4 separate regions of the Mus musculus genome follow, and regions 2, 3 and 4 are each linked to region 1. The links are chromatin loops, found by intact Hi-C in ENCODE. Cell type or tissue: heart. All regions are shown on one strand. Each heading gives the region's core, and the rest is flanking DNA. Links, peaks and the distances in the headings are about the cores only.

What was found. Hi-C counts contacts between places; a loop is a spot of excess contacts. Peaks named below come from ENCODE experiments on the same cell type or tissue, not always from the same donor. Only the 100,000 strongest peaks of a DNase experiment are listed, where the experiment ranks them.
Region 2: a loop joins it to region 1, with 2.2 times the contacts of the local background. A loop is called at or near these places in 3 of 42 quality-filtered maps.
Region 3: it touches region 1 in a loop (14-fold over the local background); 13 of 42 quality-filtered maps call a loop at or near these places.
Region 4: a loop joins it to region 1, with 2.1 times the contacts of the local background. A loop is called at or near these places in 2 of 42 quality-filtered maps.

What each region holds. Positions count from the first base shown.
Region 1 is chr12:73,321,720-73,329,093 of GRCm38, reverse strand. All of the region lies in intron 5 of Slc38a6 (solute carrier family 38, member 6), which reads right to left. Among named protein-coding and RNA genes, the nearest start is that of Slc38a6, 39 kb to the right of the region's middle. In heart, for the core only: a CTCF peak has its summit at 4,109 (motif pointing right); DNase peaks (open chromatin) are centred at 3,253, 4,143 and 4,733; H3K27ac peaks cover 2,625 bases.
Region 2 is chr12:73,446,820-73,454,193 of GRCm38, reverse strand. Gm33929 (a long non-coding RNA gene) reads right to left here. Exons shown (of 3, transcript XR_001780532.2): 2 at 5,547-5,643; 3 at 4,847-5,102. Gm34080 (a long non-coding RNA gene) reads right to left here and starts at 3,617. Exons shown (of 4, transcript XR_381684.3): 1 at 3,298-3,617; 2 at 218-368. In heart, for the core only: a CTCF peak has its summit at 3,835 (motif pointing right); DNase peaks (open chromatin) are centred at 3,403 and 4,913; H3K27ac peaks cover 945 bases.
Region 3 is chr12:73,017,670-73,025,043 of GRCm38, reverse strand. No RefSeq gene overlaps it. Among named protein-coding and RNA genes, the nearest start is that of Gm51264, 25 kb to the left of the region's middle. In heart, for the core only: a CTCF peak has its summit at 3,925 (motif pointing left); no DNase peak of the experiment used is centred there.
Region 4 is chr12:73,110,462-73,117,835 of GRCm38, reverse strand. Six4 (sine oculis-related homeobox 4) reads left to right here and starts at 4,591. Exons shown (of 3, transcript NM_011382.3): 1 at 4,591-5,493. The coding sequence starts at 4,652. It also overlaps a transcript of Mnat1 not described here. In heart, for the core only: no CTCF peak of the experiment used is centred there; DNase peaks (open chromatin) are centred at 4,355 and 5,385; H3K4me3 peaks cover 2,696 bases; H3K27ac peaks cover 2,660 bases.

The DNA.
Region 1 (7,374 bases), core at 1,233-6,232:
AGCTGTAGCTCCAGCTCCAGGAATCTGATACCCTCTTCTGTCCTACACACACACACACACACACACACACACACACACACACCCCTGTAAAGTTTCCATCATGAATATGGCCATGGAACATAGAACTCACTTAGGCAAATACAGAAGGGGAAACTTACTCAGCTCTCTGGAAACCCAGATGATCCGGAGTCATACCTTCAGTTTAACAATCTTTTCCCCACAGATTGATATCACACACACTCACACACACACACATTTTTTTTTAAAGAGCCAATGAAAAAAACCACCCTTGAAGAATGAAGAGTGTATTCTATGTGCACACTGCTTTTATTACTTATTTATATTTCAGGAAACATTCCACTTTCTCTTTGGCCTTATAAAAACTAAGAACACCAGTGAATGCCAAGTCTGAACAATGGAGGCCTGGAGGAAGTTGGATGAGAGGATGCACAGTTTAAGAACAGTGCATTTTCCAGGCAAGCTGTTGGAGAGTAGCTGAGCCCTGCAGGTATGATGCTGCAATAATTTAACTCTGAAGAATAATGACACATGTCAGCTTGCAGGACAAGAAATAATTACATGACAACACGGTTTTTGTTTGTTTGTTTGTTTGTTTTTGTTTTTTTTAAATAGCAGGTACTTATGGTAAAGTTAATTTTAGAACAGGCAAGTAACGATCACTTGCGATGAAAACATGCACCAGTGTCTTGTAATTTATGACTGTTTCTTTTTCTCCAGAAGAAACATGGCTGCTCACCGAGAGCCATCGAGACATGCGTACAAGCCCTTAGCTATGGCTCCTGTAAGAAATGTCTATGGATATAGAAATGTCTTCTCGCTTGTTATACTTTCTCAGGAGAGACACCATGAGCTGGGCACAGGACAGAGGAAGGCTGATGCTTACCTCCTTGCTCAAGGGTTTGGAGTCATCACGGTAGTTTGTTTTCCAGAGAACTAACTATATGTACATGATGTGATGCAGAGGTTTTGCGATTGGCTTAGAAACTCCTTAAATGTATCTTGAGAGAGGAGGAGGGGTAAAGAGACAAAAGTACATTCAGAAAAGGGATGCAACAGAACAAGGCCCGCAGAACGACTTCCGACCCAACACTTTTATCATCTGAGCATCGGGCCTTCGGCTGGGACTCATCCAACACCATCTGCATCTCTAAAGTTTCAGACATCCATCGCTTCCAGTAATTTTCTATTTTTTTTGATCTTTAATTGTAAAAAAGCTACAATGAGCGTGAGATTGTATTTCTTCCCATATACAATCTGCCATTCTTCCCAGGATTCTATTAGCCTCTGGCTAATCACTCCATCACTTCTGTCCTGAAGCCTTCACCCTGCTGTTCAAATGGGAGTCCTGTGTCAACAGATTCCAGTCTGAAGAGCCATGTGGATTTTAAGAAATACGAACTCACTAAACATATGTTTCTGTTTTTTTAAAAAAGGCCTCTCAGTATACACGAGTATAATAAAAGATGTAAAACCCTGCTTCTTCCTTGGAGAATGCTGGTGTGTTTTAAGAGCTACAAAACCACAGAGTCTACCGTGGGGAAAATCCCACTGGTTGAGCAAGTAAAACAAAGAAATCTCACTGTTAAAGCTACTTTTTCTTAACCACAAATAAATTTTCATGTAAGTACTAACACCTTAACATATAATACACAATACTGAGAACAAAAGATTCAGATACACTAGAAATACACCTTAATTACAGACAGCCACATCAAAAGATCCAGTCAATAAAGTAAGCTGAGAAAGGTTTAGAAAAATATTATCAGCGGAAAAGCTCATATATCCACTGTTTTTAACCAGAAGGTCACTAGGTTGAAAAGCTGGTTGCCTTGTCTTTTGTCCCATGTCTTCTATTAATGGCATAAGGAAATGCTTAAGACATCTTGGAGAGACAGGCCATAAGCAAAAATTTGTAAATGATTTTTGCTGGAATCTCTCCATGGTACAGACTCCTAATACAACATGCTTCCTCCAAATTAATGGCTGACCAGCGTCATCCACAAGGACCACAGTTACAGGCAAACAGTTCTGGCCTCCTTAACACCAGAGCCAAGATCCGTGTCTAAGATACACCTGGACGACAGTTATCAGCCATTACAAATCAGTTAGTTTCACCACATTAGCCGAATAGGTATTCTTTCCCCTTTGTTTTGAATGAAACTATGCTGGAAAGAAAATGAAGAATGCTGTCAACCTAGTCAAGACACAGGAATTGAAAAATCACATGGAAAAGCGATGGTTCCATCAGGAAAGCACTGAGACAGAGACGTCTGGTCAGGCAACAGCAGGTAGAAAAGTCTCACTACTGCCTGAGGTCATGGGAGTCATGAGTTTGGACACAGAGGAGCAAGGCTAGAGAATGAGGACACTGCTCACACTGAGCACAGCAAGCATCTTCCATGCTTGGCTACATTCTAAGTGATAGGAAGTTCTTTGCACACCTTTTTCATACTGACCTGCCAGGAAGCCATGATTTCGCCCACAGAGATTGGGAGTCCTGTGCACACATTTGCTACGTGGGTGCTGGTGCAAACAGTTGGTCTGACTTGAGGGGCTCGCTCTATTACAAGCTAGTTTGCCCTGGGCAGGTGGGGGAAGCCATCAGCCAAAGCCAAGAAAAATAAGAAAACTCTGTCAAAGGGCCCTCTCTAGAATGAAGCCTTTATTTATTTTTATCAGCATTTAAGCAACAAACAGCTTTTGGCTGCTGAGTTCATCAGCTGGGCTCAAAGAAAATAACCATCTCTCTAATGAAGATCAAAGTTTTGCACCACACTGGAGACATCCTGCTTTGTTAATGGAGTCCATTTGGGGCTGTAGCCCGTTTGTTGGAGTAACTGGCTCAAAATTCATGAGCTTCATGCCAGGACTTCATAGTATCTGCTGTCATTATTTAGTTGCATGTCAGTAGAGGCAGAGCTGCAAAGAGAAAGTCTCCTATTTGCATGTATCAGAGATTTAACACATCACTGAAACCTGAAAGAAAAGACAAAAAGCAATCCCCTTCCCCTGTGTCTCTAAGCTTTAGAACTAGCGCTCCCCAAGCAACCTGAGATATTTCTCCGTTTGTCATTAGTTAACCACATAACTTTAAGAAAGAAAAGACTTGACTGAGTTTGGGTCTAAACAATCATTTGTCTAAAAGACAATCAGTCATGTTGTCAGGCACTTAGGAGAACATGCATGAAGCTGGGATGACATTCAGCTATTTTAAAAATAGCACTGGGTTCTCAGCACTCGCGGGGTTGGGGGTGGGGAGCCCAGCAACGCTCAGAGGTTAGTCAGAGGCCTAAACAAACAGAGGCACTATGGTTTGTCTTTCCATGGTTTGTCTTTAGTCATGGATAATAACTACTGTATTCAAGATGGCTCATTAACCTGGTGTTTCCACTAGATTTCTAAATGCATGGAAATTTTAGACCCACTCAAACTGTATCAGTCTCTTTCTTAAGAAGAATCCTTTTTTTTTTCCCTCAAAATCTCTATAAAACAATGTAATTTCCCTAAGTTGTGCAAAACTGGAAAAAATTTCACATGGTGGAAAATGTTACTTCACTGTCCTAAAAGAGCCCTTATTTTACAGTTTGTTAAGACCCTAAACCTAAGCAGGACCAGAGAAGCAGGCCTAGTGGCTAGGCTCTAGAATTCCAGTGACTCGGGGCTGATATCAGAGGATCAAGAAGTTCAAGGCCTGCTTGTCTCTAACAGAAGGGAAAGGAGGGCTAGGGGAAAAGCCTGCTTAGCCTGCATGCAATCCTCAGACACACACACACACACACACACACACACACACACACACACACACACAGAGTCATCTATTTTTAAAATCTTGTTATCAAACGTCAACTGAAATAACTGCTAATGCACTGCTTTTGAAATGATGTTACTACTAAATTTTGTCAAGGCAAATGCCATAGTGCCTCTGTTTGTTTAGGCCTCTGACTTGTGAAAAGGGACTCCTCTCAAATTTCCCATACTTCTAGACTTTTGCAATATTTTCTAGAATTTGGAGATAATACTGTTCAGGTTTTAAAGCAAAACAAAACAAAACAACCAACCAACCACAAAGCTGCAGTGTGCCTGACCAGCAGATGGTGGTGTAGCAGCACTTCCAAGCCCAGCTCCTGAGGGACAGGCCAGACCTGTCCCTGTATCACTACCCTGGGCTCCTCCTTCACAGTCATAAGAAGAGGAAGAACACAATATAAGCTGTCTAACATTTCATCATGGACTGTGGTTGTTTGCTGGGTCTTGTCTGTAAGATGCAGACTCTGAGCTATCTTAGTGCATAGGCAGCTGTGGTTCTCCCACACCTAATAGCCCGAACTGAGGCATTAATCAAGGCTGCTAACGTCTGTGGATTCGGTGCCAGACTTTCCAGTCCGGAAAACTTGGGCCATCCTAGCCATTTCGGGAGGTTCCCGTGAAGCTAGGTTTCTCCTGACAACGTACAGCGAGTCAATGGTTAATCTTCTGTGAGGCCCTAGGAGCTAAGCCATGAAGACTCACATATTATAGAAGTAGAGGAAGTTGGCCCGCTGCTCAGAGCCACTCATGGAAATGTTGTGAGTTGAGCAAGATGTGTGAATTAGGAACATTAAGTGGCTCTGCTTTAGCCGTGGACTTCCAAGAGTGAGTAGGACTTTCCTTGGCGTAACTGAGCTGAGGGGAGGTTTGCTGTTTGATTTCCAGTGACAGTGCCGCCTACGGAATGGTCTACCACAGAAGTTTAATTTCATGTGAAACTGACTATTTTTCAGATGGTGGGAAGAGTGAGTAATGAAACAGCAGGCGCTGTGAGAACAGCTGGCCTTCCCACCACACTACTCGGTCCTCTTAGAAGGTACTTCAGTAAGTTCAAACCCAGCACTCGCATTCTCTTGCCAGCAACAACATTCAACATTAACGCTCTAGGATGGCTCCTTTCTCCCTCTGGCCCAGCAGAAACTTTCTCACAGCAAACGCTAGCTCTGCTGAAGGCAGGGGACACAGAGAGCTACAGCTGGTCCTCGCCTCATTCAGGCTCCAAATCACTGCTGAGAGACCAGATCATTTTCTTATGGCTCTCCATGTTCTAAAGGCCAATAACTCTAAAACCTTAAGAGCCCTAAATGTCATAATTGGCATTTTCACAGGTTATTGGAAGGAAGCCCCTACCACAGTCACTTTGGTAAGTCACACTGGTGCCTGTGGTCAGCGTGAGTGCCTGTTTGTTTATGACTATGGTAAGGGAATAAACCAGGCCTTCACCAAAGACCCACAGAATAAGTAGTCAAATGTAATTTATGAATTTATGATCATTTTGCTCTTGTTTTTCCTTTTAGTGTTAGGGATTAAAACAAGAAGGTGAAGATGTTTAAACATTACATAGCACAGAACAGAAGTTGGGGCCACAGGAGATATGCATGACATATATTTTGTGAAAAGTCTTTAACTTAAAAAGAGAGCGAGAAGCTGGGTGTAATGGCTAACAACATTTGTCAACTTGACAGGATCTAGAACTCCTGGGAGACAAGTTTAACTGTGGCTGAAAGAGCCACCCCAGGACTGTGGACAGTGTCACTCTGTGGGAAGGAGTCCTGGATTAAAGAAAATGGGGACAGAAGGGGAGCACCACTAACCCCTGCTCTCCACTTCCTGACTGTGGGGCACTCTGTCAGCAGCCTTAGGGTACTGACTGTGGGGCACTCTGTCAGCAGCCTTAGGGTACTGAAGCGCTACCTTCCCCTCCAGGATCTTGTCCCCTGGAGCTGTAAGCAGAGATAAAGCCCCTGCTCAGGTACTTGGTTGCAGCATTAGGTAAAGTAACTAATATATTAGGTGTGGTACACTCCTGCAATCCCAGTGGTGAACATCTGCAATCCCAGTGCCCAGGCACCAAGGCAGAAAGACTAAGACTCAGAGGCTAACCTAGACTGCACAGTAACAACCTGTAACACAAAAAGGGAAGGGGGAGAGACTGAAAGAGTTAGGAAGCTTTAAGACATGACACCTAACTAAAAATACAGACTCTGCCCCATTAATGCCTAAAAGAATTGACATGCCATGGCACCTTCCCCAAGAACCACATCAGAATCTACACTTCTAGATGAAAACAGATTCCAAGCTCTGCATTTCCCACCAAAATTTTTAACAAAGGCAAAACTAAAGCCAAGAGAATGAGGGGGGGGAGAGGGAGAGGGAGAGGGAGAGGGAGAGGGAGAGGGAGAGGGAGAGGGAGAGGGAGAGGGAGAGGGAGAGGGAGAGGGAGATCCTTGAAGCATGTGCCTACTTGACCAAAGGCTGGAGGTGACAGAACACAAGGCATCTGACATGTGACCCAGTGCACTACTGACAAGAGGAAGCTTCAAATTCTATTGTAAGGAGGAATAATTTATGCCTGTTGGCTGAGGGCTGAAGTCTCTGGAAACCTGCTGCCACTTACTTATTCCTCACAGGCTCTCAATAAGTCAGCTTTCAAGTAATGTGACTAAAATAATGCATCCATCACTGTAAAATAAGCATTCCTAGCTTTCCTGAACGTAAGGGCATTTAAAATGTGGCATCTAAGTTGCCCTTTTCTATCTAGTTCTAAAACAAGCAAGCGAACACCAGCCGTAAGAACGCAGAGACCTGATGGTTCACACCCCAAATCCAAGAACCCCACCCCCACCCCATTCAAAGGGCTGCCCACACAGCTTCATCGGGATGTTTTCAGGGACAAAGAACACTTTTTAAAAGGTGGTGGGTCATCTCCACTTCAATCACACAGCTTAATGGCAGGGCTACGTGCTAAGTCTGACAGTGTCCCCAGTAGGAAGCAGTCCCAAAAGGAAAAAGTGTTTGAGGTGGCATGTAAGGATGGGAAAGGGAAGACTCCACACTCACACACGGATTTAGCCCCATTGTAACAAAAATAAAAGTCTGACAACAGTGCTCTATGTGAGCACCTGAAGGCTCCCGCCACATTTGATCTGGTAAAAGAGCCCTCACTCAACTTGGTTTCCTTCATTTTGGACTTCGAGCCTCCAAGAGCTAATAACTGTTTATTACAAAAATTACCCAGTCAATGGTATTCTGTTACAGAACACAGAACGAACGAGCAAGAGTATCCTAGACAAGGAACTTAAATTAGCCTCTCTGTGGACTTGTTTGCATCAGAACCAATTTTGCTCTCAAAAAAACCCCAAAAAAACAAAAAACCAAAAACTGGATTAGTCTAGTTTTTTTTTTCTTTATCTTTTACTTTTGGCCTTGACACTACTGAAGGACCTGGCATGTTGTTTGTTCTTGCACGCATGCATGCATGCACATGTGTATGTGCGTGTGCCCGTGTTGACATGGGCTCTTTAACTTACATGTCTGAGACAGGCT
Region 2 (7,374 bases), core at 1,356-6,355, 120 kb before region 1:
CTCTCTCTCTCTCTCTCTCTTTCTCTCTCTCTCTTTCTCTCTCTTCCATTCCCTCTCCTTCTCCTTCCCTCCCTCCCCTGCCTCTCTCAAAGCTACTCTGCTCATGGTCCTACCTCCTCATAGCCAGGAATTCTACACTGCCTTGTCAACACTCAGAGCAGAGACCCACAAGGCACGTCCATGATAATGATTAATACTTGTTACAGGTAGCACTTACCTGGACCTCTGCTTGCTAAGGTTCTCTAAAGTGGAGCTGGGAGGAAACCCCTGGGACTCCATTGATGTTCCCATTCTCGGTGACAACCCAGGAAGGCAAGGGTTTTCTTTACTCTGCAGAGCTGTGTGAGATAGGAACATGCATTGCTTTCCTGGGAGGTATGGAGAAAACCAGGAGGCCGTTAGGAAATGAGTTAGGCATTACCACAGCTCTTAACCACTAAGCTAGGAGGGGAGAGGAGGGAGTAATCCTTGACTACTTAGCCCTCTGTTTTAATTCACTTTAGCAGAAATAGCAGAAAATATCTGAGTAGCTAACAGGACTGTGTGTGCTCTAGGTTTGAATAAAGAGTTTAGAAAAAAACCAAAACCCTCAGGGTCCTGTGCAATGCACACTGGCAATTGTTCCCTTTTGTTACATTCCAAACACATCTGCACCTTCCCCTGGGCTCTAGGGTTGTAACATCCTTGCAGAGGCTATGGCTCACGACCTATCGTCACCTTCCAGATCAGCCTGGAAAGCAAGAAAAATATGATGTGAGAGGTTTTCCTCCCTCTAAGCCAGCCTTAAGGAATGAACCATTTTCAGAGGAAAAGCAGGATTGTTGAAGGGCCAATACACAGTGGGTTCATTTTAACCCTATGTGATGCAATAGTTAATTATGTATATATGATTTCTGCTTAAGAAAAGGCTGAGGGGAATTGGGAGTTGGCTGGCAAGCTTGTGTGAAGCAAAACAATGAGATACAGTTCTTTGGGGGCGAAAAGAAATCTAAAGAAAGAGAGAGGAAGAAAGGAAGAAAGAAAAGAAGGAAGAGAAAGAAGGAAGGAAAGAAAGGGAGAGAGAGAGGAGGGAGGGAGAGAGGGAGGGAGGGAGGGAGGAAGGAAGGAAGGAAGGAAGGAAGGAAGGAAGGAAGGAAGGAAGGAAGGAAGGGCGAGCCCTAGGTTTGGAAAGGACAATTTAAAAAGTGAAGGTGTGTAGTGTCCTGCCAAAAATAAAGAATCTTTCCATAAACTATAATCCTCGTAATGTGTTATGACTTACTCTGTGGTTGACAATGACTGGCACAGGGTGTGAAACAACAGTGCCCAGTTCATCTGCCGTCCCCCTATGTGTACGAGAAACTAGCTTCTTTTGATCCTGTTGATTAGTTTCCTGCAAAAGACCATCTATGGTAGGGCTGAGAGTACACAAGACTATTGCCCAATTTCTTTTCTTTTTTTCTTTCTCCCAGTGCCATCGCTTCTGTCAGGGAAGGCTGGCAGCCTTCCCTAGGTAAGATCAAGTGGTCCCAGTCAAGCACAAATAATGCCTGCAGGGCTGCTTGTTCATGGTGCACTCTAGAGGAAGGATGGGGAAGGAAGACACCATTGACAAGCAAAAGCGTGCAGAAGTACAGACGGCCCCACCAAGCTCCATTTGTTCAGTGGCAAATACACAGACTGGATTCATTCAGTGTCATCAAGATCAAGGGTCCAAGTCACAGTGTAGCACATCTGCCTCCCAAGGAGCTCCCTGGAAATGTTTCAAAGGGATTGGCTGCCACAGAGAGAAGACTAAGAATGAGAGGGCTGCCTGAGCCTCCCTCCGGCTGCTCTCCTCCGTGCTTCTAATGCTTCTAAGCCTTGAGAAGCCATTGGGAACCTGGGTGGTTGGCTTGAGTCTGAGAAGGTCCAAGTGTCCTCTGTCAGCCCGTGTGCATCCTTAGCAGTCTCAGAAACATCCCGGGCAGAATTTTGTTTCATGGCTATCATGCATACTTTTCCACAGATTGATTTCGGGATGGGATTATAATTTCTGCATTAGCTTTTCTTAAATATCACGTGGATAATGAACCAATTTGTTCGAATGGCAAATAACTCCTACTTATGTTAATAGAATTCAGCTGATCCCTAGTAAGGCAGTATCTATCACACCTGCCAAGGTCTCTCAATCGCTCATCCTGAAGGCCACAGACCTAGGGACTGGCCTGGACCATAAGTACATTGCATGTTCTACTTCTCGTTTTAAGCAAAAAATAATAATGAAAACAGTTTATTTCATGTCCAGGTAAAGAGGCATACATAGGCCACATTGTGTATGGCAGGTTTTCTCTATGAATATTTAATCACCGGTCTGCCTTAGTTCCTATTTTTGGATGACCACTTACCAGCACTTTTCCTAGCCCCTGATGTGTGAAATCCAAAACCCCTTTGTTGGAACTGTGGCTAAACACTCCTCTTACCCTTCATAAATGTGCATAGACATGCGAGTGCATGTGAAAGTCTAACTTACTGTACAGCCATCAAAGGTCTGGCCCGACCACTACAGGTTCTGTAGGTGTCTCGGGTGTATGGAGAGAAGCCTTTGAAAGAGTAACTGAGATCTTCCCAGCAGCCATGGAGGTGAATTGAGCCATCTCTCCACTAGTGATTGACAGGGAGGGGGAGGGGAATCAAGGAGTGTCAGCAGCACTTGGAGAACCAGGTTAGCTGAGATGTAGGCAGGATGAAGAAAGCGGGTGGGAGGTGTCAGAGAGGACTGGGGGGGCTCTGCCTTCCTGGCCGTTTGGCTTTTAAAGGCAGTGCTAGACCAGTGGGTCTTAACCTGTGGGTTGTAACCCCTTTGGGGGTCTCATATCAGATCTCCTGCATATCTGATATTTATGATTTGTAACAATAGCAACATTACAGGGATAAGCAATGAAATAATGTTATTAGCCATCTCCCTCCACATTTCTTTTCTCCTTCCTCCACTCCTGTCTCTCCTCTCCCTCCTTCCTTATTGCCATGGTTTTTGCTCGGAGGCTGCCTGTCCCTCAGAGGACTAGTGAGTGGAAGTCACTTGGAGGTCAGTTAGGGGAACAGGGCCCTGAGGACCCAGCCAGACGGTGAGCTTTAGAGAGCAGACAGATGGCCAGGGTGAGTGTTGGGGGGAAGGGTGTCAGTGAGTGTTGGCCCTGCCTGAACCCTCATCAAAAGGTTAGCTAAGCAGGGGGCTATACTCCCTCCAGCACTAGAGAGGCATCTCAGCCCCTCACTCTGGTGGGCTCTAAAGTTCTGTGAGATGCTGGGATCCTAGCTGCATGCTATAGTTCATACCTTTAGCACTGGTTTCCTCCCGTCTTTTCATGTTGCCCTCCTCCTTAGCAGTGCTTGCTCTGAGCTTGGGTGAGACCTTCCCCAAGGGCTCCAGGCATTCTGGTCTCCATTGCTCAGCTTGTAGTGCCAGCTTCAGCAAAGCTACTTAAAGGCAAGCCCAGCATGAACTCCAGAGCTCTGCTTCTGGGTCCTTGGCTCTCAGCTGCTCCTCAGTATGGCCTTCCTTCCCTTTCCAAATTAATGCTTTTTTGGCTGCCAATGGTGCTTTTGTAAGAAACAGCCCCAGATTCATTAATCCAAGCCAAGCCGCAGTGAAGCTCATCTGTCAACGGTGTTCTCTCTGTTTCTCTGCCGGAAATTTGAAATCCTATTGGATCTAGGATGTGGATTTTCCTGGCTCTAGACACACTTTTGGAGTCTAGAATTTACACGATGAGGATTTTTTTTAACTACCTCTTTTTATTTCGTTTATTTATTTTTATGTATTTTTATGGTTTGCCTCTAAGTCCTGCTGACACATGTGTTACCTGTGGGGACCAGAAGAGGGCATCAGAACCCTTGAGACTGGAGTTGCAGACAATTGTGTCTGCCACGTGGATGCAGACAATTGAACCCGGGTCCTGTGGAAAAGCAGCCAGTCTTCTTGGCTGCTAAGCATCTCTCCAGCCCCGTGATGAGGACTTTTAACCTAGATGACCTTTAGAGTGCCCAAAGGGACAAGGAACACTAAAAGACCCCTTCTTTCCCTGTCAGCTCCACATCCTGCCCACCCTTTTGGGAGAGAGGAGGTGTCACCATGGGGGATTGTGCAGTTCCAAGTTAAGACCCTGTGGTTGATGCTGAGCTACAGAAGCCCGGGCGCCACTAATGGGCGTGGCCTTTTCCTACGCACCCACCTCTCCAGCAGAGGATGTTTGCAGCACCTGGGCCCTGAGCATTCTGTTAAATCTCAGATCTAGGTTAAAAACTCAAAAGAGTTTGGATCAAAGGCTCCATTTGACCACTGTTGCTCTGCTCAGTGAGTTTCTCCTCCATTGAAGCAACCCTCACAAGGGCAGGACATTCTGCAAACGACTCTGCCTCGTATCTCTAGTAACCGGAACAGAAAGGACCATGGAAGGTACTCGATGAGTATTTGTGATGGAAAGGCAAGCCCAACAGCTCCAAGTCTTGCTCTGCCACCACAGTAAGAGGCAGAAGGGCGAAGTCTGTCTGGGTTGTTCATCTATCCACTGGTTACTACAGTGACCACTTCTTCCGGCCCTACTTCCAGATCATTTCTCCCTTCTTAACACCCTTTCTTTCCATTCTTTCATGTCTTTAACTCTCCTACTAATAACACAAACGACCCCATTCCCCCCCCCCCCCCCCCCCCGCTTGCCTCTGGTGAGAAAAGAGAAACCCTCCGAAAGTGTGACTCAGAGAAATGAACTGAAATGTCATCCAAGGCCACTGGGAATTCCTCAGCCATGTGTCAGGGACCCTGTGCTGAGAGCCTGGGCCTCAGTCAAGACAGAAGGTTTCAAAACCCAACACCCTGAGACCTCTCTCCACCTTCTCCTCCCGGCCCCGCCCACATTTTTCCTGCTTGGTGGTTTCTGTGCTTGGCCAACTTGAGTGAAGGTTCCGCTTCCTTTCCATCAGTGTGCGATGGACTCCAACAGCCCTGCAGGCCACGCCCCACTGCTGCAGCTCCCACTCCAGCAGCTGTAGCTGCCACTGCTCATAGAGGATGGGGAGACAGGAGCCAAAGCCGGGTTTCACCATGGGCTCCTAGCCAAGGTGCCTCAGATTTTCCGCCGCACCTGGAAACAGGACCCGAAAAGCACAGGTTAGAGAGGAGACACGGCTGCTCGGCTGCTCGGTTCAATAGCCTCATTCATGAAATTAAACCAAAACAAACCCTGTAGCGTTTAGAACACTCTGTTTAGTTTGTTCTTTCTCTTCTCCTCGGATATTTGTAGAACAGGTCCCAGGGCATGAATGTGGAAAGAAATGAGGAAGAACTAGGAAAAAGAGGGAGGGAGAGTGGAAGGGATGGAAGGAGACCTCGGGCTCAGCCAAGCACAAAGACACCCATGGAAGAGAATTAATCCCGCCCTCCTCTCAAATGTGACAGGCAACGACAGGTTGAGAAATTGCTACCCCAGGTCATGGGAAGGTCATTGACGAGTTTTTCAGGTTTCCAGTAAGTAGGAAAATGACCGGGGCAGCTAAACTTCCCGCAACCCTGACTGAGAGAAGCTAACCTGGTACTGATGGGCCCTCAACAGATCCCAGGGGAGTGGATGAAAGACTTAGGCAGGGATTCTCTGCAGCTGGGACGCTCGCTGAATAGAGATGCCACTGAAACACAATTGGAGCATGGTTAGGGACATCCCTGTTGTCAGCTGGAGTTCTGAAACAAAGTGTAGGACCAGAGAAAGGACTCACTTCTACCCAGGGAGTCTGCAATCCGGATGGTAACAGCCATTATCATGAAGGCTGTCACAATGGCAGTGCAGGAGGCTGTCTTTAGAACACACAGAACCAGCCCGGGTGGTGGCGCATGCCTTTAATCCCAGCACTTAGGAGGCAGAGGCAGGTGGATTTCTGAGTTCGAGGCCAGCCTGGTCTACAAAGTGAGTTCCAGGACAGCCAGGGCTACAGAGAAACCCTGTCTCGAAAAACAAAACAAACAAAAAAGCACACAGAATCTAAATGGGAACAAACGGAGTCAACCCCCCCCCCCCTTTATAAAGATTCCTCCTGCCTGGACTGAGACCTTCCCATCCAACACTAGGGGGACAGGGATGAAGAAACATCTCCCTTTATCTTGTCCTGCCTGCCTGAAAGTGTTTAATTTGTAATCAAAACATATGCATTGAAACCTTACATGGTATCCATTACGGTATGGGTGTGTGTTCCCACTGTTGATGGCTTGGGGGGCAAGAGTTGAGACAGTAAACACTCTGCATTCCAGGCTGGCCTGGAAGGTGCAGTTTTCTTGCTTCAACCTCCCAAGAGGTAGGGGTAGGTGGACATGTGCACCCAGCCCAGCTAGGTTTTTTTTTTTTTTTTAATATTTTAAGTATCAATAAAAAGATAAATATTAAAAAAAATAGCCCAGACACTGTGGACTCCTTTAATCTGAGCACTCATGAGGCACAGGTAAGCAGATCTCTGTGAGTTCCAAGCTGGTCTGGTCTACACTGGGAGTTTCAAGCTAGCTTCAAAATAAATAAATAAATAAATAAATATTAAAAATGACAAAACTTAAACTCTGCTCAGTCAGCCCTGCATTTCCTGAAATCTTATATTACGCAAATCCCTTATGGAGAAGGAAGAAATCTTTCTGGCTCACCGATTTCCAAAGGTGGTAGAACTAGTTTCAGCAACTAGGATATGGAGGAACCTGAAGCTGCTCTCTGGTCGGTCCAGGCTTCCAACAGGTTGACCGTGCTACACCCTTCGGCTTTCCCCTCTGTATCTCAGGGTTGTTAGTTCTCCCAGACCCAACCTGGGATTAGCCTGAACAAAGAGCTGAAGATGAGCGAGGGTGCTGTATACATCAGCTGTCACACTTGTTAGAAGATTTAAGGGCTGGCGGGTGGTGGTGCACACCCTTGATTCCAGCACTTGGGAGGCAGAGGCAGGCAAATCTACAAGTTTAAGGCCAGTCTGGCCTACAGACTGAATTTCAGGACAGCCAGGACTATACAGAGAAACTCTGTCTCAAACAACAACAACAACAACAACAACAACAACAAAACCCAACTAAAACAAGATAAACAGAAAGAAAGAAAATGAGAGTTCATTCCAGTTAGATTATAATATAAGGGGAAATTTCAGCATAATATACGTTTCAGCATAATATACTTTATCTATGGGGGGAAAGTTAATACAGAAAATCTCAAAAGGTTTTTAAAAAAAAAAAAACTTGTCAGAATTCACAAAATGTACATATCTCCCCGTGGCTTTGAGGGTACATTATCCTAATTTTCATAATTAGCCTAACCAAGTGTGCTATCCTACAGGGTTAGGTTTCGCTAGCCTTTCACTTTTATGAACACACACACACACACACACACATGTTTT
Region 3 (7,374 bases), core at 1,008-6,007, 300 kb after region 1:
TCAGTGGGTAAGAGCACTGATTGCTCTTCCAGAGGTCCTGAGTTCAATTCCCAGCAACCACATGGTGGCTCACAACCACCCGTGATAAGATCTGACGCCCTCTTCTGGTGCATCTGAAGACAGCTACAGTGTACTTATAATAAATAAATAAATAAATAAATAAATAAATAAATAAATCTTTTAAAAAGGTTACTTTAAGAGAGTGATAGGCATAAATAATGTTTTGAGATAGTTTTTAAACAACTATAATGTGGGTCTAGAGTGATGGCTCAGAGTTTAAGAGCACTGGCTGCTCTTCTAGGAGTCCTGAGTTCAATTTCCAGCAACCACATGGTGGCTCACAAACATCTGTAATGGGATCTAATGCCCTCTTCTGGTATGTCTGAAGACAGCTACAGTGTTACTCATGTACATGAAAGAAATATATATTAAAAATATATAATGTGACTTGAATATATCTGCAACTTATGTCAGTGGCAAAGGTACAAGCTTTTTGCACTTGGTTTGCTGGCTTTAGCAATAGAAAAAATGTTATGTTTTGGGGAGAAGTTACTTAAAATATGCATGGAGTTTCCCTCTCATTTGATACATGGATACTCTGACCTTCATCCTGGGTTCCAGTGCCTGGTCTAGATGAGTTGATGTTCGAGGAATGATGGGGCCTGGTGGTACAGGCTTATAATCCTGGCTACTTGGGGTACTGAGGAAGGACCTCAAACTCAAAGCCTACTCTAGCAACTTGCTGAGAGACTCTGTCTCAAAATAGAGAATAAAAAGAGGACTGAGATAGAGTTCTTACCTAACAGGCAAGAGGCCCTAGGTTCAATTCCCAGTGCAACAAAAATAAATTAAAAAATATCTAATTATGTGGCATATAAGCATACTGTTTGACCTATAGTAGGTACTCAATAAATTATAGCTTGATATATAGACACAAGGAGAAATCTTGAAAGTAAGAAACCCAAAATATTTAAATCAATGCACTGGGAAAAACTAGGAATGAGGTTTCAGGGGCTTATTAACACAGTTTCTCCTATGAACTTCTGAGTGGTTTGAGCAAAGGCACAGGAGTAGGGTCAACCTGATAGATGAACTTGGAAGAGCGTATCACAAATACCCACAATCACCCGGCCTTACGAAGGCTCTGTCCAGAGGAGCTCTCTTTTAATGCCATGTGTCAGGATCACTGGGAGCTATATTCCTGGACGATGGCTGGCTCTGTGTTATGTCACTGGTGCTGGGTAGTCCAGGATAAAGGCTTGGCTCTCCATCCTATGGTGTGACCACACTGGCGCAATGCTGACGTTCTGGCTCATCCCGGTAATTTTAGTTCTTTGCTCTCTTCTCTCGAGAAGGATGCAATTTTAGGACCATTAAGATAACATACTTTGGTCAAATAGATAAAAGGTCATTTTTACCCACAAGATGGGTGGGGATGCCTTTGTTCATATGTATATGTGGATTTGTAAGAAAAAGAAAGAGATGGTTTCTGTGTCCCGAAGACTATTCTAGTGCGGTCCTTCAATAAAGGGAGCCAATTTCCATGGTTTAGTCATTCGACAGCACCGTTTACTGGCTATGATTCGAAGGTTTGAAATCATATAGGCATGAATTCACATTCTCACTTTGTAATGTACTGCCTGTGATCCTGAGCAAACAACCTCAAAATGGCAATAATAATAATAGTGAAAATAATAATGATGATGAAAATAATAATAATGACTTGCAGTAAGCACTGTATCAACAGCAATGGTAATCATGCAAGATTCATACCCACGGTCTGTTGGGACTTGAATGGCATGACCCCAACAGGCTTAGTTTGAGGACTTGGTGCATAGCTGGGTAGCGCTGTTTGGGGAGGTCTGGGACTGTAAGTACAGCTTCTTTAGAAGAAGCGGGTTGCTCAGGGTAGACCTTGGGGCTCTAGAGTCTCTCCCAGCTTCTTGAGTGCCCTTGGTCTCTCTGTAGAGGTGTGAACAGGGAGCAAGAGTTCCCTGGCACCACAGGCTGCATGCACTCCAACTGTGAGCTAAATGAATTGGTTCTCCACTACATTGCTTTTTGTCATCCATTTGGTTACAGTGAAGAGAAAATCAACCAATAGAGTCCATGTGGGACAACCATTCTCTTAAAGTCAAGTCTCGTTTTTACTACTGTTCACACAGGAATAATGAGGAGATGATGTACATTTATGTATCTATATACATAATTTATATCATATTTATTATATATAATTGATATGTTAATATTATCTGTTAAAGTATAATAATTATATTTTACATATTATAATATATAATGTTATATATTTTATTATATATTATGTTTCATGATGTATATTATATATTTTCACACTTGCCTCTAAACTTCATTTTCCTTTCTTGGCAAAGTGAAGTTCGCTGGGCTACCCTCCTTATAGGATTGTCCTAAAGATGAAACCGCTGTATGCTGCAGTTTCTTTTCATGGCATGATTCATAAGTGCTAAGCAAATGCAGAGTCGGCCAGCATTAGCTTCCCTGATCTTACACAGCCAATAAAGCCTGGTTAGATTTCCATGTACTTTACTAAAATAATAGACTGATTGATTTTGCTTGTTCAAGGAGCATGGATTATTAATAATACTTAGAAATTTGACACAAGGGTAAATAAATTGTAAGTACAGCATATCTGTGATGAGATTGTCACCAATTTTATAAAACACATGTGGGCTTTTATGAACTATTAATTAAAACCGTGGTTACTATTGTGTATTACGACAGCCTTAGTGCGGTGTTGGGCTCCATCCTGTAATCCCAGGTCTCAGGTGACCAAAGCAGGAAGATTTCCACTCCATGTTTGCCTGGACTCCCTGGGGAGAGCCTGCTCACCCCCCTTTCCCCCACCAACCACCCCCCCCCGTCAAAAAAAAAAAAAGGAAAAGAAAAGAGAAAGAAAGAAAACGTCACAAAGGAAAGCCGCTTTGATTTTTTTTCTATGCTCAATTTATTCTTATCCAAAATAGTTTTGGCTTGCTTTCAAATGTTCAAATTAACACATGAGGCTTTTTAAAAGATTAATTAATTAATTAAATATCTGTGAGTCTGCTGTCGCTCTCTTCAGACACTCAGAAGAGGGCATCGTATCCCCTTACAGATAGCTGTGAGCCACCATGTGGCTGCTGGGATTTGAACTCAGGACCTCTGGAAAATCGGTCAGTGCTCTTAACTGCTGAGCCATCTCTCCAGTCCCGAGGCATTTTTTTTTTAATTAAAAAAAATTGTATGTGTATGGATGTTTTGTCTGCATGTATGTGCCACATTCGTACCTGTTGCCCAAAAGGGTCAGAAGAGGGCATCAGATGTCTCAGAACTGGAGTTACGGGGAGTTGTAAGCCACCTCGTGGGTCCTAGGAACTAAACCTGGGCCCTCTGCAAGAGCAGCAGATGATCTTAACCACTGAACCACCTCTCCATTCCCAGCAGGAGGCTATCTGGTTTGCTTTTGCAGCTGGGAATGGGATCTAAGGCCCTGCTTACACTAGACACTGTAGGTGAGACTTCTGGGGCATTTATCCCCAGTTTTCACCTGTGAGGTGTTGTTTTGTTTTGTTTTGTTTTGTTTTGTTTTGTTTTGTTTTGTGTGTGAGCTCTTAATCCCATTCCTAACATTGCTCAGTTGGGAAAGAGAACAGACTGAGCTCTAAGTCAGACAGATTGCCATTGCTCACATATTGTCAGTATGGAATCTCTCCATTTTTAGATTACATTAAGGGAAAAATGTCTCACTCATATCCAATATCAAAACCCCATTGAGGACACTAAGAATAAAGTTCACTTTTTACCTCCAACAAAGAAGACATCTATAGACTATTCACCGGGCTTTAATGAATCAGTTTGTGACCAGTTAAAGCTATCCGTATCTTGCCTGTGAGTGCCCCCTGCTGGATACACAGAATCTTTACTGCATCTCCAGGGAATCAACTTGCACTTTTTAATGGGAAAGTGCCCAAGTAACAGGTCGCAAGGATAGCTGTAAATCCTAGCTAGTAATTCGGTCTTTGGGTAAGTGTGCAAATTTATAACAAAAACATACTCAGGAAACAAACTCAAATGCAAAAAATATTCCACTGAGCATTTGTTTATAATCGCACCAGTGCCAAGGATCTAGTAAATTGTCCTGTATTTATCTTATGAGCTCACCGAGTTTTATACATTAGTGACGAAGGCAGTTAATTGGTGGGTGGCTTCTTACCATAGGGAGCCTGCATATATATTTTACAGAAGGGTAGAAAATTAGAGGTCCCTTTTATGTGACCATGTGTTGGCTTCAATGCCCAGTGTGTAATCTTCTCATAGAATCTTGGGCTTGGAGTCATAGTCCCAGCTGGGGCTGCAGGAAGGAGTGTTCCATTTTACCAGGAGCCCTGGAGAGATAACATTGCCTGTGGCCTATGGGTAATTCAGCAGACACAGAAGTCAAGGGTCATCAGTCAACTCAAACTTTCCATAGAAGGCAAGTAGGAAGAAATGACTGTAAGGGAAATTGGTATATGCTTTGGTCTATTAAGAGCTTCATGAGCCTGCCTTTAATCCTAGCATTCGGGGGTGGGTTGCAGCGGGGGTGGGGCGGGGGAGGGGAGGAGTCTCTCTGAGTTTTAGGCCAGCCTGGTCTACAGATCGAGTTCCAGGATAGTCAAGGCTACACAGAGAAACTCTGTCTCAAAACCTAACAAAACAAAACAAAACAACAAAAAAAAAACTTCATGATTTAGCTTTCCCCTTCCTTCCTTCCTTCCTTCCTTCCTTCCTTCCTTCCTTCCTTCCTTCCTTCCTTCCTTCCCTCCTTTGACAAGGTCTTGCTATGTAGCTCAGGCTAGCTTTGAGCTCTAAGTGCGTTCTCTGTTCTCAGCCTCCTGAGTACTGGAATTACAGGCATATCCACTGCAGCTGTTTCTCCCTGTGACAGTCTCTTTGGTCCTTGGGAGCAAGCAAAGGGTCTTCCTTGTACATGCTGGGCAACGCCTATCTTCCCCATGGGTCATTCCTGGTCACTTTTGCAGAAATTAAAGCTCCGGGAATTGTTCCCTATATCATCACTGATGTGAAGGCTTCTCACAGTGCAGTTAACGCACTGAGACTGATTTTTTTTTTTGCTCCTAGAATGTTCTCATAATTGGTGGTATGCTTTTTTCCTGCTTAAACTTCCCATTCTCTGAGAAACATAATGCATAATTCACAAAAGCCTTCGTGGGGACGAAGCGAGGATTCTTTCTTTATTCCAGAGTTGGAAATTCGGAGCTACTTCACGGAAGGATAGATCTTCACTCTTTGTCTCTGGCATCTCTCAGGCTGCTGTCCCAATTTTATATTTCTTGTGCTTCTACTCTAGGGTAAACTTTGTCAGTTCTTGGGTTTTCCTCTCCTAGACCCTCTTCTGTATAATACAAACCCTCCAGCAATTTTCAAATACTTTCTTAAATTATTTGAGTTGCTGTTATGTCTGGCCTAATATTCTTATTTTGTAGATTTGTGTTGGACCTGTGACTTTGATGCTGTATGGATTTTAGTAATGCTAGCCGCACCCCCCTTTTAATAGGTGGGGTTTTGAGACAAGTTCTTGATGTTTATCCTAGGCTGGACTCATATTCACAATGCGATTCTCCTGTTTCTGCCTCCCAAGGGCTGGCATTACAAGTGTGGGCCACCAAGCCTGGCTGCGACTCTCTGTGTTTTCAGTGCTGAGTTCTCTGAGCCGAAGCTTGTTTCTCTTCTGTGGAGCAGAAATCACAGAGCTGCGTGGTCATGGACCATAGAACTCACCAGGTTCTGCAAAAAGATCTTGGAAGAAGACAGGAATGGGAGCAGAAATCTCAGTGGGTTTTTCTTTTTTCCCTTTTAGCGTTTCATCACAAAGCCTGTGGTAAAACTGAGATGAAACCACAAGCTTCACTCTTGACTAGGCTAGCACTGGAAGAACGATTGGTTTCAAGGTCAGCCAAGGTCAGATGGAAACTTGGCTTGTTTTATTCCTATACTCAAACACCAGACCTATTGAGTTTTGCATGGCTTGGGGTTTCCAAAACACAAAGTACTTTGGGGCCCAGCACAAAGCCGAGGCCTGGGGACTAAGGGCAGAGGAGATGTATTCTGTCTCAGTGTGCACTTCACAATGCCAAGGTGAGGGATTTTAGCTACAGTTACTGGATAAAACATATTTACTTAAACCGTCCTCTGGACATTTGGAGGAACAAATCATGTTCTTTTCTCTGCCTCTCTATCTGATATGAAGGCCAGAATTCTTTCTCCCAGAGTCTCTAGACATTTCTACAGACCAGAGGAAGATTTATTTCTTGAAAATGTCATGTCTATGATTACTAGGAGTCATAGGCAATATTCAATTTTTTTTGGCCCAGTATTTGAGTTATTCTCTAGAGGTAAAGGTAGTAATGTTGCCTAGTCTGAAGGAACTTGACATCACCCAATGATACAAAATAAACAAATAAATCTCAAACCCCACAAAACCACCTTATTCTTTGGTCATATTAAGGAGGTGAAGAAAGCAAAAGAACCAGTCAAACTCAGAACCCAAGAGTCATCTGTCATTGCAGTTTGGGAAAGGTGGCATGTGACAGGCTCGTGCTGTCCATAGTCTGTGGACAGTGCCGGTGCTAGGACATCGTCAGAGCTTGGTATGAGGCTGACACTTGTCACGTCCAGACCATGCCTTCTAGCAAAATCTGCTTCAGTTGGATAAGCTCTGGCTGTGCGTTGGTTGAAGCTCTTCTGCATCGCTCTGGGCGGACAGTGTCGTTTACCTCAGCGTTCCAATCAGGAACTCTGAACTTGCTTCACTGTCCTTGTGTTGGGAAGTCACTGCTGGACCTCATGCCTGCCCCCAACACAAGAGGACACGGAGCTAAATGTCAGTGGGCAGGGGTTTGAGATGCAGCTCTACAGCAGCAAACAGTTACCCAGTGCTGTGAGGTTTGATCCTCAGCAGTAGAAGAAGAGAGATAGAGGATGAAGGCTTTACAGGAAATGTTCATTTGAAGAGGAAAAAAAAATCCGACTTTATCCAGAAAATCTAGCCAGCAAGTTGCCAAGTTGTCATACACATCACTATGGGTGGAACTGTGAGAGCACATGCCATCCCACAGGATGACAAGGGCTGGGTGGCCAAGCTGGATCATCCAATCAGAAATTCCATGTACCTCATGTGCTGGAGAGGTGACTCAGCAGGTAAAGGCACTTGTGTCCAATCAGAGCACTTGACTTCCATTCCCAATTCACAAAGTGTAGGTGGAGAAACAACTCTCTTAAGTTGCCCTATGACCTCGGACACACACACACACACACACACACACACCAAAAACAAAACCTGCCTTAGCCAGCTCAGCA
Region 4 (7,374 bases), core at 1,591-6,590, 210 kb after region 1:
CCCTTTGCCTCTTCAAAGACTCAGCTCGAAGCCCACGCCCTACTCCCCACCACTCTTTACATGAGTCTCCTCATCCTTACCATGTTCATACCCTAGACTGTGTTCATGTATAAATATGTCTTCTCTCCCTCATGAGAATTCAACCTCCTAGAGAGACAAAGAGTCAGTAGATTCATCCTTCTATCCTTCTGTTCCTATGGCAATGCCTTCTGCTTAGGCAGGCAGGGCTCAGAAAATGATTGAAAAGTGAATGATCCTTTGGAAATGCTCACTACATACCAACCACCTTCGTTAAGTAGCAACGAAAAGGGGTGACTTTAGGACCAGCTTACATTAACTCTCTGAGAAAGAAAGAACCTACCGTGAAGCCAGTTATCTTCAGACAGCCAAAGTCAACTTGGAAATGGAAACACCCTTTCTGGGATTGGAGAAATAGCTCTTCAGGTAAAGCCTGATGATGGAATTCATGTATACGTAGAAAGAGAGAGCTGCTAACTGATTCCATAGAAATGTCCTTTGACTCCCACACATGATCTGTAGCACATATATACACCGACACACAATAATAATAGTTGATAACAACAACGACGACAACAACTCCTTAATTTTAAAGAAATCTAAAGCCAGGCAGTGGTGCCATACCTTTAGTTCCAGCACTCAGGAAAAAGTGAAAGGCAGATTTGTATGAGTTCAGGGACAGCCTGGTCTACAGAGTTTGTTCCAGAACAAGGATAAACACTGTCTCAAAAATCAAAAAAAAAAAAAAGGAAAGAGAAAAGAAAAGGAAAAGAAAGGAAAGAGAAAGGAAAGAAGGGAGGGAGGAAGGAAGGAAGGAAGGAAGGAAGGAAGGAAGGAAGGAAGGAAGGAAAAGAAATCTGTCTTCTTGGTTAAAAAAAGAAAAGAAAAAAAAATCACATGAACTCCAACATAACATGTTGTACTGAACCCAATTTTCTTCCAGGCACTAAGATGGCAAGAGCACCTGCTTGCTTTCTGAAACAAGAATTTGGTTTTCCTCTTGCTCTTCCCACCACACCCTCTCAGCCTCCACTCTTCCACTCTTCAAGATCACAACACAGCATGACACTGCATGCCAGCGCAGCAGAGTCAAAACTCCCAACATGGCGGAGGAATGAAACAGAAGCAATTTCAAACACCACTGGGTGTAACCCATGCTCCAAGATAAACTCCACACAAAATACAGTTCCATTCCAATGTCACTGACCATGTTTGAATCTACTAGGAACTGTGCCAGGGCATACTCTGAATTCACCCTGCCCAAGCACTGGGAGACTAAGATTTCTGACTCTAGGAACACCTTCTGCAACTGGTGTATCAATTCACAAAATTCAAATCTGTAGCAGGACTTTGTAAACCTCCTAGGAATTGAATCCTCCAGCCTCCAAGATCCATTGTTTCCACAGACGCACTATTACAGATCTGACAGAGTCACCAGTGCTTACATAGAACCTGGTAGACTTAGTGCACTAGAGACAATATAGAAAGCCAATGATCAAAAGTTCAAAAATTATGTTCTTTTCTAAGCCATGCACTATACTTGATTGATAATCATTTTAAAGCTAACTCCTATGACCTCATAACCTGGCCAAAGAAATTTTAAATTAGGTATATAAAACTGAAAAGTCTCCTTCCGTGTATTATCAATAGGAAGATAACAATTTTTTACATTAGATTAATTATGCATCAAGTTCTTTTTGGAAAGACTTATTTGATCTTTACAGGAATCTTTTCTACTTTTTATACTGTAAGTGTATAATGGCAGAGCTAGGACTGAACCCAAGCCTTGATAGCTGACCCTTAAATATGTATCTTTTCCATGAAACCATGCGACTTCTTATCTACTTTGCTCTGATAAATAAAATTCAAAGAACCAAAAGCCGAATGCCCACCCAGATTGGACTGAAAAGCAGAAAGTAGTAAAAAAAAAAAAAAAAAAAGAATGAACGTCAAATAATGAAGTCTATAATGAATTAATTATGGTGCATAATATGCCAATGTGGTCAACTCACACAAATGTACTGCTATAAGGTGTAAGGATTAGGGACAAGTATGTGAAGGGTAAGTAGAAACTCTCTTTACTATTTTTATGATTTATCAGTAAATCAAAATTATCCTAAAATAAAAAAATGTTTTTAAGTGCAAGAAAAAATTTAAAAAGCAAGGAAGTTTTAAACTCAAATATTATCCTGAACTTGATAGCTATCCGGACGTTTTCAAAGGAGGAGAGATATAAAGTGTTGCCTATGGTTATCAATTTTAAATCTGCCGAAGATGTCACTTACAATTTCACCACACTAGGATACTGTTTTTGAAGCAAAAAAGAAGGAGAGAAGTGGGGGCTACTGAGATAGCTGACCGTGCAAAGGTGCTTGCCATTAAGCCTCACAGTTCACCTGAGTTCAATCCCCAGCACCAATACAGTGGAAGAAGAGAATCAAAATCAGACAACCAACTCTCGAGTTGTCCTCTGACCTTCACACATGTGTCATGGCTGGCATGTGTGTTCTTGCATGTGCTCGCGCATGCACACACACACACAAATAAACATTTTAATGGAGAGCAGTTAGGTTATGTATCAAATATCTCAGCTAACCAAGAATAAAGTGGTAGAAAGAAAGAAAAAAGAAAAAAAGAGCCGGCGGTGGTGGCGCATGCCTTTAATCCCAGCACTTGGGAGGCAGAGGCAGGTGGATTTCTGAGTTTGAGGCCAGCCTGGTCTACAAAGTGAGTTCCAGGTCAGCTAGAGCTACACAGAGAAACCCTGTCTCGAAAAAACAAAAACACAAGAAAGAAAGAAAGAAAGAAAGAAAGAAAGAAAGAAAGAGAGAGAGAGAGAGAGAGAGAGAGAGAGAGAGAGAGAGAGGGAGAGAGAGGAAGGAAGGAAGGAAGGAAGGAAGGAAGGAAGGAAGGAAGGAAGGAAGGAAGGAAGAGAGAGAGAGAAAGGGAAAAGGAAAGGGAACAGGAAAAGGGAAGGGAAAAGGGAAGGGAAAAGGGAAGGGAAGGGAAGGGAAGGGAAGGGAAGGGAAGGGAAGGGAAGGGAAGGGAAGGGAAGGGAAGGGAAGGGAAGGGAAGGGAAGGGAAGGGAAGAAATGGGAAGAAAGCAAACCTCACCAAATTGAAGTGACAGCAGGTGACCTGAACAGCTGCCTGACAACATGCTGAAATAGGCAGTTATGAGTGACTGGGAAGCAGAAACACTACAAGGCCACCCTGAAGTAAAGGTTAGGGGGAGGACATTTAGCTGTTAAGAGTTTGAGAAGAAGCATATGCAAACAAATTCAACTGGCCCACAGTAGCCAGAGACAGGCTCACCATCCCTCTCTGAGCTAAGACCTCATGCAAACCATGAAGGACAGAATCCCAACTGAAGATAGCCACATTGCACCTCCTCCCTTCAGCCTCAACCCTGGCGGAGCAATCCTAGCAAGGGTTGCTGATTCTGTCCGGATCTCTTCCAATAGACCCGCATATAGAGATGGTGTTCTTCCCAGACCTATCTATCACCTTCAAAGAGAAACTATTTATCCATTCCAGCACCACATCGTGTGTGTGTGTGTGTGTGTGTGTGTGTGTATGTGTGTGTGTGTGTGTGTGTGTGTGTGTGTGTGTAGGGGGGTGCTGATGGTATCCACATTTTGAATGTTTCTACTATGGTAAATAGATTTATGCCCTAGTCCATTATAATTTAGCTCTCTTCTATACTACTTACCCAGTATAAACATCCAGGTTTATTTTCTATATGCTTATTTGTATTAGGTCCATCTCAGGGTTTCTGCCTTTTTTTTTTTTTAATGCTTCTTGCCTTTGTCATCTCGGTGGGCTACACACACTGCTCATTTCAAGGTTTTTCAAGATCTCCCCCTCCGGAATTTTCATTACTACCAATGCTTCTCTATCAGAGCATTCCTTAGTGCTGTTCTTGACTCTTGAATACACATCCTTAATAAAGACATCCCTTAGTTTGGGGGGTGGGGGGAGGAGGTGCTGGGGAGCTTCGGAATTAGTCTCTGAAGTTTTGTTATCTACATACTGAGGGTGGTCTCTTTGTTAAAATTTTAGCTGTCCAGACTTTAAGGTCACGCGATTAGTATTCCCTTGGGAATCACTGGGCCTTTCTTTGAAAGAGCTGTCCAATTTTCAGGCCACACTAAATAACTGCCCATTCAGAAGCTTGGCCAGAAAAGAATGTCGGTGTTTTCCGGCAGGTAAAGGTGCCTGGGGGTCAGGGAGAGAGGGAAAGGCAAGGGGTGGAGTGGGAGGCGGGTGATCGACAGGGATAGAAACGGTGTCTCCTCCTCCCACTGAATGCGAAATAGCCAATGGGGTGGCTCGGCCGGGCCGGCCGGGCGGCCAGTGCCATATAGTATGCAGCAACCGGAGGAGTCACGTTGGGGGAACGGCAGAAAGCAGCTATCCGTTTACACTACTTTGCTCTAGCAGCTATCTTAATGGTGACTGCGTGGCCTGGGGGAAACCTGATCGGCCAGATCCAGCCGAAACCGGGAGGGAGGGAGTGGGCTTTCCGGAGGGGGGAGGGGGAGGGAGGCGAAGAAGGAGGAGTAAGAGAGGGGGAAAGAAAGAGGAAAAGAGTGCGAGGGAGTGAGGGAGGGAGGAAAATAAACAACAAAAAATGTCCTCTTCCTCCCCCACCGGGCAGATTGCAAGTGCGGCGGACATCAAGCAGGAGAATGGGATGGAAAGCGCCTCGGAAGGACAGGAGGCGCACCGAGAAGTGGCGGGGGGCGCGGCGGCTGGGCTGAGCCCCCCGGCTCCAGCTCCTTTCCCCCTGGAGCCGGGGGACGCCGCGGCTGCCTCCAGGGTAAGCCGGGAGGAAGGGGCAGCGGCGGCGGGAGCGGCAGATCAGGTACAACTCCACTCGGAACTTCTGGGCAGGCACCAGCACGCAGCCGCCGCGCAGCCCCCACTGGCCTTCTCGCCGGACCATGTCGCCTGCGTGTGCGAGGCGTTGCAGCAGGGGGGCAACCTGGACCGCCTGGCCCGGTTTCTTTGGTCCCTGCCCCAGAGCGATCTGCTACGTGGCAACGAGAGCCTTCTGAAGGCGCGAGCGCTCGTGGCCTTCCACCAGGGCATCTACCCTGAGTTGTACAGCATCCTCGAGAGCCACAGCTTCGAGTCGGCCAACCATCCGCTGCTGCAGCAGCTCTGGTACAAGGCGCGCTACACCGAGGCCGAGCGAGCGCGCGGCCGGCCGCTGGGCGCCGTGGACAAGTACCGGCTGCGCAGGAAATTCCCCTTGCCCCGCACCATCTGGGACGGCGAGGAGACGGTGTATTGTTTCAAGGAGAAGTCGCGCAACGCGCTCAAGGAGCTCTACAAGCAGAATCGCTACCCCTCGCCGGCTGAGAAGCGGCACCTGGCCAAGATCACCGGCCTCTCCCTCACCCAGGTCAGCAACTGGTTCAAGAACCGGCGGCAGCGTGACCGAAACCCCTCCGAGACCCAGTCCAAAAGGTGAGCGCCAACTTTCCTCCTCCCCCTTCCTCCCCCCACCCTTTCCCAGCTTTCTTTTCCTCCTAGCGCTCGAAAACATGGCGCTTACCTTCCCCACCAGCCTGGTCCGGCTGCCCACCTCTCCCCGCCCCCCACCTCGCTTCCCTACCGGGGTGGTAGGGGGGACGACGGTGGCAACGAGCGGGCGGGGGATCCTCCCTCCTAACCCTCCCCCTCCTGCCCCCAGAAGTTTCTGGTCGCCCTCTTAGGTCCAGTCCCCGCCCCCACCTCGGCTGGTCACTGCTGCCCGGCTTCCCACCCCCATCCTGCTGCCTTTGAAGTTGCCACTCTCGCCTTGGTTCTTTTAGGGAATGTGTGCGCACGCTGCCGGCAAGGCTGCTCTCACGGCAGCTCTGGGCCCGCAGGGGCTGCCGGCGCCGGCCGGGGTCCCTGCCTCCGCGGGGTTACCCGGAGCCTGGAGTGCGCACACGCTCCAGGGTACCCAGGGTTCGACTGAAGCCCGGGCTTGCCCTGGAGGTCACCAGGGGCTCTCTGGAAGGAAAAGGAGAGTTAATGGAGACTAGTGGCTCAGATGGGGTCTGGGGACGTCGAGGCTTTAATATGACAGAGTTAATCATTTACCCTGCCCGCCGCGGTTCCCATCGCTGCTAGGGCAGCGTGGGGTGTGGGTGCTGCTCGTCTCTGCGGTGTTTTGAAACCTGATTCTGAACAACTTCGGATCGGGTTACAGTGCCTCAGAGGTGGCAGGACTGAAGGACAGTTTCTTGGACCCCCTAACACAGCATGATCCCCTACTGACTTTGGGAATAGGAGACAAGCCGGCTGGCATAAGGTGGGCAGCAGGAAAGAAGTAGGGGAGCTATCCACTCAGTCCTCCTTCAGCCATCCTACACACACACAGACCCACACACACTCTCTCTCTCTCTCTCTCTCTTTCGTATAAAATGCAGGGTTTTTGTTTTGTTTTGTTTTGTTCTTCTCTTTTGTGTCTGCTAGAGTCAGACCCTTGGCTGTGTGTGGGTGTTTGTGTGTGTGGGTGTGTTGTTGTTTAGGTGTGTAGTGGTTGTTGTTGCTGCTGCTGCTGCTGCTGCTGCTGCTGTTGTTGTTGTTGTTGTTGTTGTTGTAAGGGTAAAGTAAGCAGAAGGTTGATGGCCCCCTCCCCGCGGGGATTGGGGAGAAGAGAATCAAAATGCAGTTCAAATGTTTTGCTCTGGGAAGGAACCCGGGAGCCATGGAAGCAGCCAGCCTGGGCCAGGTGAAGGTGATCACCCTGCGCATTCCAGAGCCCTCCCTCGCTACTATGCCCTGCGCCCGGGTGGAGCTGGAGGCCCACAGCTCACCCCAGGCAGGGAGAGAGGCGCACTGTGCAGCCCTGACCCTTGTTGCGGGTAACCATAAACAAAACATGCCGGGCGACCTGCGAGCACCCTCTCCGTCTTGAGAGAGGGGGCGACCCGAAGAAAGAGCACTGGTTAGGAGACCCCACCTACCCCGGAGTGCTCTGCAGATGGACTGAAGGAATCTCCTAGGCACTGGGTAGGAAGCCGGTGGCACATGCTGACCAGCTGTCCTGTAACCTTTGCTATGGAACCGGCCCAGTTCCCAGGATCTAATCTACACACACACACACACACACACACACACACACACACATATCCTGAGCCATGCTCTGCTGACTTCATCCTCCTCCCCATTAACTCCACACCCTCAACCCCCAGCCCAGTTGCCTGGTATAGGCCCCTCTCCGGATCTACCTCCCACCCGCACCCCTGGTGAGTCACCCTCACCAATGGCGACGGCTGCTCTGCTTCAGCTCATAAATCAAAGCGCTTTCTGCGCTCCTGGCCCCAAAGCCCAAAGCCTGGGTAATCCCCTCCCCTC